Linked DNA regions of Homo sapiens: region 1 is linked to region 2. The links are chromatin loops, found by intact Hi-C in ENCODE. Cell type or tissue: IMR-90. All regions are shown on one strand. Links, peaks and the distances in the headings refer to the core of each region. The heading gives the core; the rest is flanking DNA.

Evidence for each region. Peaks named below come from ENCODE experiments on the same cell type or tissue, not always from the same donor. Only the 100,000 strongest peaks of a DNase experiment are listed, where the experiment ranks them.
Region 1: it touches region 2 in a loop (4-fold over the local background); 1 of 110 quality-filtered maps calls a loop at or near these places.

The regions. Positions count from the first base shown.
Region 1 is chr2:85,860,493-85,865,492 of GRCh38, forward strand. ST3GAL5 (ST3 beta-galactoside alpha-2,3-sialyltransferase 5) reads right to left here. Exons shown (of 7, transcript NM_003896.4): 2 at 2,870-2,993; 3 at 689-800. Among named protein-coding and RNA genes, the nearest start is that of ST3GAL5, 26 kb to the right of the region's middle. RefSeq lists an enhancer at 805-884. In IMR-90, for the core only: no CTCF peak of the experiment used is centred there; a DNase peak (open chromatin) is centred at 2,189.
Region 2 is chr2:85,917,854-85,926,800 of GRCh38, forward strand. No RefSeq gene overlaps it. Among named protein-coding and RNA genes, the nearest start is that of ST3GAL5-AS1, 33 kb to the left of the region's middle. RefSeq lists an enhancer at 6,873-6,922. In IMR-90, for the core only: no CTCF peak of the experiment used is centred there; a DNase peak (open chromatin) is centred at 4,578; H3K27ac peaks cover 1,176 bases.

The DNA.
Region 1 (5,000 bases), core at 1-5,000, 59 kb before region 2:
ATAAATGTAAGCTGAAAGAAAAATCTTGCAATGCAATGTGAATTCATTAAAATTAAAAATAAAACACAGGAAGGACAGATGATACTAAGAGAATTTCTGGCCAGGCATGGTGGCTCATGTCTGTAATCCCCGACCTTTGGGAGGCCAAGGCGGGAGGATAGCTTGAGCCTAGGAGTTCAAGATCAGCCTGGGCAACATGGCAAGACCCCATCTCCACAAAAAATAAAAAAATTAGTCAGGCATGGTGGTGCACACCTGTGGTCCCAGCTACTCAGAAGGCTGAGGTGGCCGTGTTCTTGCCACTGCACTCAACCCTGGGTGCAGAGCGAGACCCTGACTCAAAAAAAAAAAAAGGGAGAAAAGAAAAAAGAAAGAATTTCTTTGTTGTTTACTTTATAGCATCAGGGCAAATTAATTCCAGGAGAGGAGCCCTAGAGCCTGTTGGGTTGAGCCCACCTCATCCCACACCCCAGCTGCAGTAAATGGGAGAAGGATACTGTGGAGTAGTTAGTGGTGGGTTTTTAGAAGAAGGTTGTCTTTGGTTTTGGAGTGCTGAGATTAAGTGCTTTCCCCTCTGAGTTCAAACTTTTATTAACATATATTTGTCACACAGTAGACTAATGATATTATAGTTTGAGCATATGCTTGGCAATGTTTTCATTTAAACCACACCAATGGGATATCTAACCTTTACATGGTCAGGGTCCACATAATGCATTTTTTTCATGTCACATTCTTCAGTAGTATAATTTAACTTGAGGATATAAAGGATCCACACTCCAAACACAAGCAATGTACATCTGGAAAAAAATCAATTAGGTATTATGATGTAGTCATGTGAGAATCATGAGATGCAATGTGAAACTGAAAACGGAATCCTAAATGAGTCTGCCTGCTATGCAGCATAAAACTACAATCTTTAAGTTGACATTGGGGTGAAAGGAAGGGGCCATTTCCTATTTTCCTGACAAGATAAACTAGTCATTTATGACTGTCTTTGTTATAAGCAAACACAGAAAAAACTTTTTTTGCAAGAGCACTGTAACAAAATCTGAATCACAATGTCAATTATTGAACTTAAAATCAAGTAATAGACTTGAACTACAGAATCTCGGCTTCAATCTTTTGTGACCTGAAAATTCTGTCAGTCCTTAAAAAAAAAAAAAAAAAAGAAAAGAAAAGAAACAGTTTATTCACAGTACGTCTAAAGAATTCTACCCGGAAGTGAGGCCGACTGGGAAATGAGACAGGACCATTAGTTACCCTTAAGATGACCTAAAAAATATTTTTTACAGATCTGATAAATTCACACTATTATATAGTTTAATACACACACACACACACACACACGACTTGGAGAAAAGAGCTGAGTCTAGTCTTAGTTTTAGAAATCTCATTTTTACTAAGTTCTCCAGTGACACAAACCGCAAGCTAAAAAGTTTCAACCAAAATTTAAGAACCACTGCTTTAAACAATTCTGTTCTTGAAAAAACAAATGCAAGAAATAAAGAGAAAGTAATCCATTTTCTAAATAAAGGGGCAGTTTTTTTTTCAAAAAAATTGCATCTAGCATAATATATTATACATAATAGATGCAAAATATTTCTTAATATTTGAGGATGAGAATACAATGAAGTGTTGCTGGGAGTGTTTTAAAAACTTTAAAATTCTCATTTAAAACAGGCTTCCCATGACAACTTGGACAAGTTGGGATTATGTATAATGATAAGTGAACAGGATGCTATCAATTTGTGTAAAAGTGGGTTTGGGCACGGGGCATGGCAGAGCACACACACACAAAATATTTCTCATATACACAAGAAACCGGTGACACTGGTTATCTTTAAATATGGAGGGTAAATGGGGAGCAGGGATGAGAAGGTGTTTCACTGAGACTCTTTAATACCTTTTGAATTTTCAATCTTGAAAACCTAATATTACCTATTCTTCTCTTCAGCCCCAGAAAAGGTGTTACATTCAGTGCATACACTTCCCTTATTTTGATTTAAAAAAAAAATAAAAGAAAAGGGTGTGAAGGCAAGCCCAGTGTCTGTAGCACATATCAGACTGTGCCTTAATTCCTGGAGCGAGTCCACCTCACCCACAGCCTAAGCAGCACAGGGCGCAGGTCTATCTCCCCTGCTGCCTTGTGGCTGGCGCCCAGCATGACGTCATGAACGTGGTGGGCCTCAATAAATATTGGTTGGTGACTCAAGGGAGGCTGAATGTAACATAAGCCTTATTCTTATAAATTTCCTTTTCCCCTACACTTCCTAAGTCAGTAAAGTGAGACAGAAGACTAGATTGCAAGGTTGGATTTCTATGTTTAGACATGAAAAAAGGGCAATTTTCAACTAGGTTTGACTGGTATATATGTAAAAAAAGACACCTGCCAAGTTCCTCCTTGATTAATTCTATCACTTATTAGGATATAAGGGTGACCTGGCTCAAACACCTGTCATCATTTTTAGTATTCGATATTTAACAGTATTCAAGGGCCTTCAGGGAAATTTAATTAACCATATTTTAGATTAACTTACAATAGCTAAGGGAAAAGCCCTCTTTTGTTAAATAAGGGCATGAAGAGCAGTGCACGGTGAGAGCTGCTCTCCCAGGCATCCAGGCCAAGGTAGAGAGCCTGAGCAGCTACTGGGCACTGTGCACTTACCAAATACAGCCAGCTGTACAGGCTCACTCCGGCTGTGCACTCAGTCTTTACTCAGACGTGCCTTTGAATGTCTGAGGCATCCTTTGACCAAGCATGCCTCTCCAACATTAGCCATCTTGAGGGCTCTCACTGAATTTTTCTCCTAGTTCTACACAGTTGACCCAAAGCAGGGGGATCTACAGTCCCAGGGGCGGTACTTACTTGAGGATGTCTTTTAATAACAAGCTGGGCCTTCTCATCTTGCTTTGAGCTCGGGTGTACCATTGCAGGGAAGGCCTCGAGCAATCACTTCTCAGTTTCACATAGGTGTACTCACTTGGCATTGCTGTGAAGAGAGGCGAAGAGGGCAGTGGGGAAAAAGAGAGGAGAGAGTTAGGAGGATGGATTATGGTTTTCAAAGAGCCTTTATATGTTGCATCCATACCATGGAATAGTAACTGGCAATAAAGAAGAATGAACTGTTGTTACATGCAACAAAGTGGGTGAATCTAGAGGGAACTATGCTGAGCTGATACCAAAATGTTACATACTGTATGATTCTCAACATTCTTTTTTTTTTTTTTCTGAGACGGAGTCTTGCTCTGTTGCCCAGGCTGGAGTGCAGTGGCGTGATCTCAGCTCACTGCAACCTCTGCCTCCTGGGTTCGAGTGACTGTCCTGCCTTAGCCTCCTGAGTGGCTGGGATTACAGGCGCATGCCACCATGCCAGGCTAATTTTTGTATTTTTAGTAGAGACAGGGTTTCACCCTGTTAGTCAGGCTGGTGTCGAACTCCTGACCTCGTGATTCACCTGCCTCGGCCTCCCAAAGTGCTGGGATTACATGCATGAGCCACTGCACCCGGCTGATTTTTAACATTCTTAAAATGACAAAATTATAGAAAGGGAGAACAGACTAGTGAGTGTCAGGGGTTGTGGAAGGGGAGGTAGATAGGTAGATATGGCTATAAAAGGGCAACACGAAGGACTCTTGTGAGGATGGAGATGTTCTACATCTTGACTGTATCCATGTCAGATTCCAGCTGTGATATGGTACTATAGTTTTGCAGGATGCTATCATGGGGGAAAATGAGTAAAGCATACACAAAATCTCTCCAGATTATGTTTTACAACCGCATGTGAATACAATTATCCTAAACTTTAAAGTTTATTTTTTTTAAAAAGGACCTTTTACCTTTTAGAGCTACATACAGAAATATCTACAGATCAAATAGCAAAAATGAGATCTGCTTCAAGAACTCAGGAAGGGGATAAGTGGAGGGCCAGGGAGAATAGATAAAACTAACTTTAAGCTGATAACTTACTAAACCTGGGAGATGGGTCTAGGGCTCACTACACAATTCTCCCCACTTCTGTGTATGGTTAAAATTTATATAATAAAAAAGTTTAAAAAGAAAGTTACATTAAAAGCAGAAGTGTTACATCAAAAAAAAAAAAGAAAAAGAGAGAATATGGCAATTTAAAAACACTTTTCTTAAAAAATATGTTGTGTGCCTGCCTATTTATTCTTTTGAAATAATTTTATTAGCAATTTTCAAGTTCTAAATAATATTCCAATAGTACTGTAGTAGGGATTGGTCCGTCTCCCCCATATTCGCTTTCCCCTAACTCAACTTAATACAGCTCTGGATTTTTAGTGGGGCATAGTACCTCCCAGAATGAAGACTACATTTCCCAGTCTCCCTTGGAGCTAGGACTCAAGACTAAGTTTTAGCCAATGGGATATGAGCAGAAGCATCCTGTGCAATTCTCAAGGTGCTTCCCTTGGCATACTCTGGCTTCTCCTGTATCCCCTCTGCCTCCTGACTGAAATATGGACCATGATCTGCCACTCTGGACCACACAGAGAGGACATTACTCAAGGATGGTGGAACAACAAGAGAAGGAGCTGGGGCCCCTGGGACAATCCCATAGGGCAGAGAGCTGCCACTCTACTTCTGGACTGGTCTATGATAGAGGAATAAGCTTCTGTCTTGTTTAAGGAATGGTTAATTAAAGGCAAAATTATATCTTAACTAATATAGGCACTAGTTACTATTATAATAAATGCATATATTAATTTAAGAAATAATGTCTTCACTATAGTTTTTAGTTGGATGGAAGAAGTTATATCTCATTCATTATTCACTTCATTTTTCCCGTTAGGGTTTTACCATCTTCTTTGAAAAAAATCTGTTTATCTTAAACTAAACAGGCATTCAAGTTTTTTTTTTCTGCTACTGTAAACAATCTCTTCCTTAACTCCTTAATTCTAATTCTGTGTAGCAAGAGTTTTTATCATTATGTATAATTCTATCAAAATAGTTTCAATAAGTGTTGAGGGCCTTATTAATA
Region 2 (8,947 bases), core at 1,545-6,544:
GGCAAAGCATTGGTGGCACTGGGGCCAGTAGAGTAGTGTCCCAGGCCAAGTAGTGACCACAATACCAGCAAAGGGCCCAGTGTTCATCTACCTACAATCCATTTTGGAAGGAGGTAAGGTCTTGTAAATAACATCATATGGCATTAATTTGGCAAGAGTTTCTACATCTTGCCAGCCCATTACTTTACCAACATTCCTTTTCCTTCTGTAGTTTGTGAGTTCCCTTGAAACTTAATCAACCTCAAACTCTCTCAAGTGACTCCCCTCTCAGGATGTTTGGCTTCCATCCCCTCAGCAGCCCTTGTTGCCTCTAAGAAGATAAAGCAAAACTTGTGCTGCATCTCTTCCTCCCATTCTTTTCCTACCCATTTTATGCACAAACCATGCCAATGCCAGGCAGTTGGCTGTCTTCTGTTGAAAACAAAAACCTTAGAGTGAGTCTTGTTGCCACATATGTGTGTGCTTGGGTTGAGGGCTGATTCATAAATCTTCCTTAAGAAAAAAAGGCCTCTGGGCAAGCTGGCAAAGGCTGGCTTTCATTTATTTGTTTTTTGTCACCTCCTTGATATCTCCTGCCTTGCTCCAGAAATGTGTTAGACCTCATGGGGAACACTGACAAACGCACATACAAAATAAGGAAAAGAATGATGAATTTCAAATTAGGATACCCGGGTTGGAATGCTGGCTTGGTCACTATCTGCAAAAACTTGGGTAGGTTACCTAACCTTTCCTAAGCTTCAGTTTCCTTATCTGTAAAATGGGCTCAGCTATACTCATATTCCATGGACTGTGGGGAAGTTTCAGTAGGAACGCATCTAAAAGCATCCATCAAAGTGGCTGGTTCAAAGAACCCTCCCATAAATGTGTGTTGCTGTCAATTGAAATTCCCCCAGATGGTAAGGTCCTACACCTCCAGCTACTGGGGATAGGGACATGTGAGAGTTGGGGTACATGGCAACATGGGAAAACCTATTTGCAATTGTGTTATGTTGGTTTAGATCAGTCAAATATCTTTTTCTATTTCTTGGCAAGAATGCTTGTCAAATAGAGCACGCAGGGACCCTGAGCAACCAGGACTGTTGGCATGACAAGCGGGCGAGCAGAGGATGGGGGAGCCAGAAGAGAAGGTGCTGAAAGGAAGAGCTGAAAACAAGCTTGACCCATCACTCAAAGTTGTCTAATAGTCCTTGAATCCAGATGCCTCATGGCCCTAGGAGGGCCAAACACACTCGGGGGTTGGAAAGGAAGCATCACAGTGCTGGTGTCAGGATACCTGAGTTCCAGCCTTGTCTTTGACATTTATGAGGTGTATAAACTGGGAGGGTCACTTCAGCTCTCTGAGCCTTAGTTTTGTGTACTGTAAAGTGGGAGAAATAATACATCCCTCACAAAGGCATAAATAGGCCAGGTGCGGTGGCTCACGCCTGTAATCCCAGCACTTTGGGAGGCCAAAGCGGGTGGATAACCTGAGGTCAGGAGCTCGAGACCAGCCTGGCCAACATGGTGAAACCCCATCTCTACTAAAAATACAAAACCCCCATCTCTACTAAAAATACAAAAATTATCCAAGTGTGGTGACAGGCACCTGTAATCCCAGCTACTTGGGAGGCTGACTACTCAGGAGAATTGCTTGAACCTGGGAGGCGGAGGTTGCAGTGAGCCGAGATCATGCCACTGTACTCCAGCCTGGGTGACAGAGTAAGACTCCATCTCAAAACAAACAAACAAACAAAAACAAGACAAAGGCATAAACAATAAACAAGAGATTGATTTTTTTGGTAACAGCTTTATTGCAATATAATTCAAGTACCATAAAATTCACCACCCCCGCTTTTTTTCGAAACAGGGTCTCACTCTGCTGTCACCCAGGCTGGAGTGCAGTGGCATGATCACTGCTCACTTCAGCCTCGACCTCCTAGGTTCAAGCGATCCGCCCACCTTTGTCTCCCAAGTAGCTAGGACTATAGGTGCACACCACCACACCCAGCTAATTATAAAATTTTGTTGTGGAGACGGGCTCTCATCACGTTGCCCACGCTGATCACGAACCCCTGAGCTCAAACAATCTTCCTGCCTCGGCCTTCCAAAGTGCTGGGATTATAGACATGAGCCACCACACTGGGCCAAAATTCACCCTTTTAAAGTATGCAGTTCTGTTTTTTAGTGTATTCACAGAGTTGTGCAACCATCACCACTATTTCATAGTAGAACATTTTTATAACTCCTAATGGAACCAATACTGTTATCAATCACTCTCTATCCTCCCTCCTGAGAGATCGACTTTAAACTATTTGGTGCTGTACCCATTTTGCTTTGTATAGATAACAGTTGATCATTGCTACACAATAGTCAGTAGTCTGCTCATAAGTAATATCACAATTATTCTTCAGACTTAGTAAGAGCTGGCTTGAGAACTGTGTCAGGAGTAAGTTCGGCAGGGGAATGGTAGAGATGAAGAGGCTTAAAGAACAGTTTGTTTCTCTCTCATAGAATAATCCAGGTAGCTCCAGGTAGCTCACAGCTCCATCTTCCCTAGGGCACGAGCAACTTTCTCAGGATACAAAATGTCAGCTAGAGCTCCAGCTGTTATATCCTTGTTCCAGACAGCAGGATGAAGACAGAGATGAAGATTGCATGCCATTGGCTTTTAAGGAAAGGTCTCAGAAGTTGCCACAAACACTTCTACTAACTTTTTTTTTTTTTGAGATGGGGTCTTACCCTGTCACCTAGGCTGGAGTGCAGTGGCACGATCTTGGCTCACTGTAACCTTCGCCTCCTGGGGTCAAGCAATTCTCCTGCCTCAACCTCCCGAGTGTCTGGGATTATAGGCGCCCGCCACTACACCTGGCTAACTTTTTTTGTATTTTTAGTACAGATGGGGTTTCACCACGTTGGCCAGGCTGGTTTCAAACTCCTGACCTCAAATGATCCGCCTGCCTAAGCTTCCCAAAGTGTTAGGATTACAGGCGTGAGCCACCATGCCCAACCACTTCTACTAACATCTAATTGACCAGAACTCACTAGTATGATCATATCTAGCTGTAAGAAAGGCTGGGAAATTTAGCCTTATTCCAAAGAGCCAGTTAAAAATTGGGGTTTGCATTATTATGAAAGAAAAGACCAGGTATTTGGTAGATGTATCAGTCAGCAAATGCTATAATAATTCTGCATAACAAACCATGAGCATACAACAATGAGCTTTTGTTTTCCTTGCCCTCAGGGCTGTGGGTTGGCTGGGAGGCTCTGCATCAGGCTACAGGGCTGCCGGGCTTGGTGGAGGTATACTGCACTCACACTAATGGAGGGCACTGCAAAATCACATAACAAAGGGTATGAGTGTAAAATTCTAACACCAGAAGCGTCTGCAGAATGATAAACAATGATTCATTTATACAGAGGACAACCAAGATTGCCAGGAAATTCAATGTCTGCAGTCTTGGTCCCCGGAGACCTCCCAGGAACCTGCTGCTGCTGCTGTCCTACAATTCAGCTCCCAGTGTAGCTTCCAGTTCTGATGATCCCACTTCCCCGGTTACAGATTAAGCTAGTCCAGCCTCTCACATGAGCTTTTTAGGCCACAGTCCCTAGTTTCAGCCTAACCAGACACCTGCAGCCTTTTCTCTAAGGTTTTGCCAAGACAAACAGAGTAGTTCAGGATGCCTCTAAGGGAGAAGGAAAGTGGGAAAAATCATTTGGGAAAAATTCAGAGTGCAGAAGCAGCCTGCCTGAAAAGTTGCTGGAACAGACAAAAATAAAACAACCTGGGGAAAATAAAACAAAACAAAACTCAGGCTGGACCTGGACAGATAAACAAACAGGATCCCGCACAGGAGTTCTTTATTCTTTGTCTAATTAGCAAGCTCCCAGGAAAAAATTTTCTCCCTTTTTCAGTCAGATACATGGTGAGAACTTGCACACGGAGGAGGGGGGATTACCTAAAACAAACTCACAGTATACAAACAAGAGAAGCTGTGCTTTGTGCTTACCTAAAAACATACCCACAGCTGCATGAGATAAGGGGCGTCGCACAGACAGCCTTACTGATAAGAGAAGTTACTCAAACTGCTACAGAGATGAGAGGGGTTTCTCAGCTGTAACCTGGCAATCCACTCTGACTCCTCTCTCTGCTGCAGAGAGCTTTATTTCTTTCACTTATTAAACTTTCCCTCCAACACCATGTTTGTGTCTGCGTTCCTAATTTTCTTGGACATAGGACAAAGGACCTGGGGTACCAGTTAAGACAAAGAGAAACTGCTACATTAAGGTGGGTTGGTGAGACTGCAACACCTCTATGTAGGGCCAGAAGCCATTTTCCTCTGCCCCACTTCCCCGGGGGCCAGCCAGAGTCAGACCCATTTTTCCCGTTCAAATTCCCCAAACACAAAAGCTTCATCATGCCATTTTCTATTACAATTGGGCTTGAAGGTACATCTACAAGAGAGTGAAAGCCCAGGCAACTTGTCCCTTGAGTTACAAAGAATTCCGTTTATCTTTCCTGGGGTAAGACTAAGTCTACAGCAGTAAAAATTCAGCACTCAGATTGGTTTTCAAAGGCTGACCTTTCCATTATTTACATTCTTAATGAATCATCCTGCTTAATTGTAATCAGTGGAGCTTAAGGCAAATTTCCAAAAGGTTTGGTCAAACTTTTGGTGTAAATAATCTCAGTGTATCTATTTCAACTTTACTTAGTCCGCTTCCATTAGTAACATGAAGAAGCATTTTCTTGGGTACAACCCAAAGTTAGCACCAATTATGAAATCTATTGGTTAGTTCAGCAAATTAAACAGTTACTTTTGTTGTTGTTTTTTGAGACAGGGTTTTGTTCTGTAGCCCAGGCTAGAGAGCAGTGGTGCCATCTCAGCTCACTGCAACCTCTGCCTCCTGAGCTCAAGTGATCTTCCCACCTCAGCCTTCCTAGTAGCAGGGACCATAGGCACCTGCCACCATGCCCCGCTAATTTTTTTTTTTATTTATTTTTTGTAGAGATGGGGTTTCTCCATGTTGCCCAGGCTGGTCTCAAACTCCTGGCCTCAAGTGATTCACCCGCTTCAGCCTCCTAAAGTGTTGGGATTACAAGCATAAGCCACTGCACCCAGCCAAAATGGTTACTTTCAGTAACAGCTGTGGCCACCCCCTCCTCATGGAGGTTTTTTTGTTTGTTTGTTTGAGACGGAGTCTCACTCTGTCCCCAGGCTGGAGTGCAGTGGCACAATCCCAGCTCACTGAAACCTCTGCCTTCTGGGTTCAAGTGATTCTCCTGCCTCAGCCTCCCGAGTAGCTGGGACTACGGGTGCCTGCCACCACTCCCGGCTAATTTTTTGTATTTTTAGTAGAGATGGGATTTCACCATGTTGGCCAGGATGGTCTCGATCTCTTGACCTCGTGATCCGCCTGCCTTGGCCTCCCAAAGTGCTGGGATTACAGGCGAGAGCCACCACTCCCGGCTTTTTTTTTTTTTAAATACAGTTAAACATACATGTATCTTGTGACCCAGAAATTCCACCTCTAGGTATTTTTACCTTAGACAAATGAAACCTATGTCCATCCACCCTACACAAAAACTGGTACCTAAATGTTCACAGCAACTTTATTCTTAGTAGCCAGAAACTGGAAAAATCCAAATGTAACATCCAACAACAGATAAATGGATACACAAATTGTGGAATATGCATGCAATGGAAAAGTATTCCACAATAAAAGGAAGGGACTGCTAATATACACAACAATGTAGATGAATCTCACAGATATTATGCTGCATGAAGGAAGCCAGACATAGGAGACTGTATACTGTATGATCCCATTTATATGACATTCAACAAAAGGCAAAACCAATCTATGGTGATAGAAATCAGAACAATTGGGGTTGACTGGAAAAGGGCAAGAGGGAACTTTCTAAGTGATGAAATGCTTTCTATCTTAATTGGGGTAATGGCTACATGGTGAATGCATTTGCCAGTAATCATCAAACTCTGTAGGTTAGATCTGAGCATTTCACTGTGTATAAATTATACCTCATTTTTAAAACTTTTTTTTTTAAGTTGGGCTATTTCCTCAAATGTTCCAACAACAAACTGAGGAGATCCATGTCCCAAGTGTTAATGGGGCACTGGTGACTTTAGTGGTGGAGAGGTGGTTTGTCATATGTGGTCAGCAGCCAGCTGGCAACATTTTCATTTTGTGTTGTCAGTTAATCATTTGTGAAAGAATTTTCTGAAAATGGCCGGGTGTGGTGGCTCACACCTGTAATCCCAGCACTTTGGGAGGCCGAGGCAAGCTGATCACGAGGTCAAGAGATCGAAACCATCCAGGCCAACATGGTGAAACCCCGTCTCTACTAAAAATACAAAAATTAGCTGGGCGTGGTGGCGTGTGCCTGTAGTCCCAGCTACTCAGGAGGCTGAGGCAGGAGAATTGCTTGAACCTGGAAGGCGGAGGTTGCAGTGAGCCAAGATTGCGCCACCGCACTCCAGCCTGGGCGACACAGCAAGACTCTGTCTCAAAAAAAAAAGAAAAAAAAAAAAAAAGAAGGTTCCACAGGGTTGGAGGAGACCATGGGTCTCCTGTTAGCTGGGGAGGTGGAAAGAGCTCTGGACTGATAATCAGGAAGCCTGGGGGAGACTTTGCCCTTCCAATAACCTGATCAATAAATCAGTCTGGGGCTCTGCTAACACTCAACCACCAGAAAGAAACAGTGGTGTGACCCTGGGCAATGTATTTGTCACCTGTCCTCCATCCTGGGCCTCGGGGCCTCAGGGCTCCTGGAACAGGATGTTCTTGATGACTCTCCCTGACCCAAATCCTTTATAATCTCCAGGATGTCATCCCTGCCAAGAAGAGCAAAAATCTCTCTTGTGCTGAAGGCCTTGCTTTGTTTGATGTGGCCTGAGAGGCCATGAGTTTTCCCTCACATGCTCGATTGGGCAAGCTGTTTCTGGCACAGAGCTATACCAAAAACAAAAACAAAACAGAAACGGTGCAGAAGTTGCAAAGGAAACTGGGGAGCCCTTTCTCCCTTTTTTGCTAAATTTTCTGTCTTTAGAACATGCTTTCTGCCCGCCCAGCAGAGGGAAGACACTCTCCCGATCAGGCGAGGTGATCACTGGGGCTCTCTCTTCCTCCTCTATGTTTCTGTCCTGCTGGCTGCTGGTGGTCCCAGCCAGGTCTCCTGTTCACTCTGCCCACTTGGATGACCACATACAACGAACTTCCAGGAGTTGGCTAAGGGATGGTCCCCTCCATTCTTTTCTCTCTCTGTCACCATCTCCTCAGTCTCATCCAGAACACTTGCCTCAGTACCTTCATAATACACACCACACATACATGCACACACATAGGCACATGCACACAACCACAACCACATCTACACACCATATCCATGGCATACAGCACAAATACACACCAAACCACCCCTCACACCGCACATACACTTACAGACCACATACAAATACCCATCACATACATGCAGATGCTAACCATGCATAATGGCACACCAAACACAAGCTCTCTCTCTCTCTCTCTCACACACACAGACACACACAGACACACACAAAGCTATTGTTTGGTGCAGGAGCTACATCAGTACCAGCTTCTGTCCTTCCCTATCCTGGAGTGCTTCTCAAACCCCAGGTCCCAGAGAAATGTCACAGAGGCTTATTGTCTCCCTATCTCAACCATGAATAACTGGCTAATATGCATCAGTGATGCTGCTTTGGGCAACCAGCAGAAGAGATGTCCTTCCAAGCTCTCAGCCCACTCCACTCTGCACAATCCTGCCAGTGACCGTGGTTGCTGATCACTTCAGGGAAGTCATTGGTGGAATAAACAATGCACACAAGTAGGACACACAACAGTTGTGTTACTGGTTGTTAAAATATTGAAATACTTCTGTACCAGTTAATGAACACCTGCTGTCCCCAACCCCCTGAAGGTCCTATCCTCTGTTGCTTTGGCCTCTCTTCCAGGCCTTGCTAGGATTCACCAAATAAAGTGTTAACGTGTCTCATACAAGATGTACAATACAAGGTGGAGACAGGGCGGGGTGGACTAACGGTGAAAGAGGCGGTGTTGAGCAGTCATTCATTAATTCCTCCTCCAACAAGTATGTGTGGGGCTTCCATGTGCAGACACTGCTGACCACTCAGGATTCAGTTGCAGAAAGTCAGAAGGCAGTTAGAGTACAGAATGATTAATTCTGCAACGGGGAAGTGTACACCAGCTGCAGGAGCAGAGAGCGGGGGCACTAACTCAGACTTGGAGGGCTCCAAAAATGCTTCCCACAAGGCAAGTGGTCAAGCTGACATTTAAACAAGTCAAAGTTGTTCAAGTAAAGAAGGATGGGGATGCGATGATCATAATCCCAGCACTGTGGGAGGCAGAGGTGGCATATCACCTGAGGTCAGGAGTTCGAGACCAGCCTGGCCAACACAGAGAAACCCTGTCTCTACTAAAAATACAAAATTAGCCAGGCGTGGTGGTACATGCTTGTAATTCTAGCTACTTGAGAGGCTGAGGCAGCGATTCTTCACTTACACCTGGGAGGCGGAGGTTGCAGTGAGCCGAGATTTCGCCATTGCACTCCGGCCTGGGCAACAAGAGTGAAACTGCATCTCAAACTAAAAAAAAAAAAAAAAAAAAAAGAAGGATGGGGAGACAGGTGTCCTAGAGGAAGGAGCAGCATGTGCAAAGGCCCAGAAGCAAGACAGAACCATATTCATTCAAAAAGCAGAAAAGAATTGATCCATATCTGGATGCTTGGAGCGCAAGAAGGAAGGGGTAAAGGGAGATTGGCATGGGTAGGGGCAGGGAAGCACAGAGGCAGGCATGTTTCCTAAGGCAACAGAACAGGTAAGTCCAGAACAAAGGCTCCAAGATAAGACGGCCCGGGGTGACTCTTGGCTCACCACTCCCTAGCCACATGACCCTTGGGAAAGTCACTCAGCTTTTT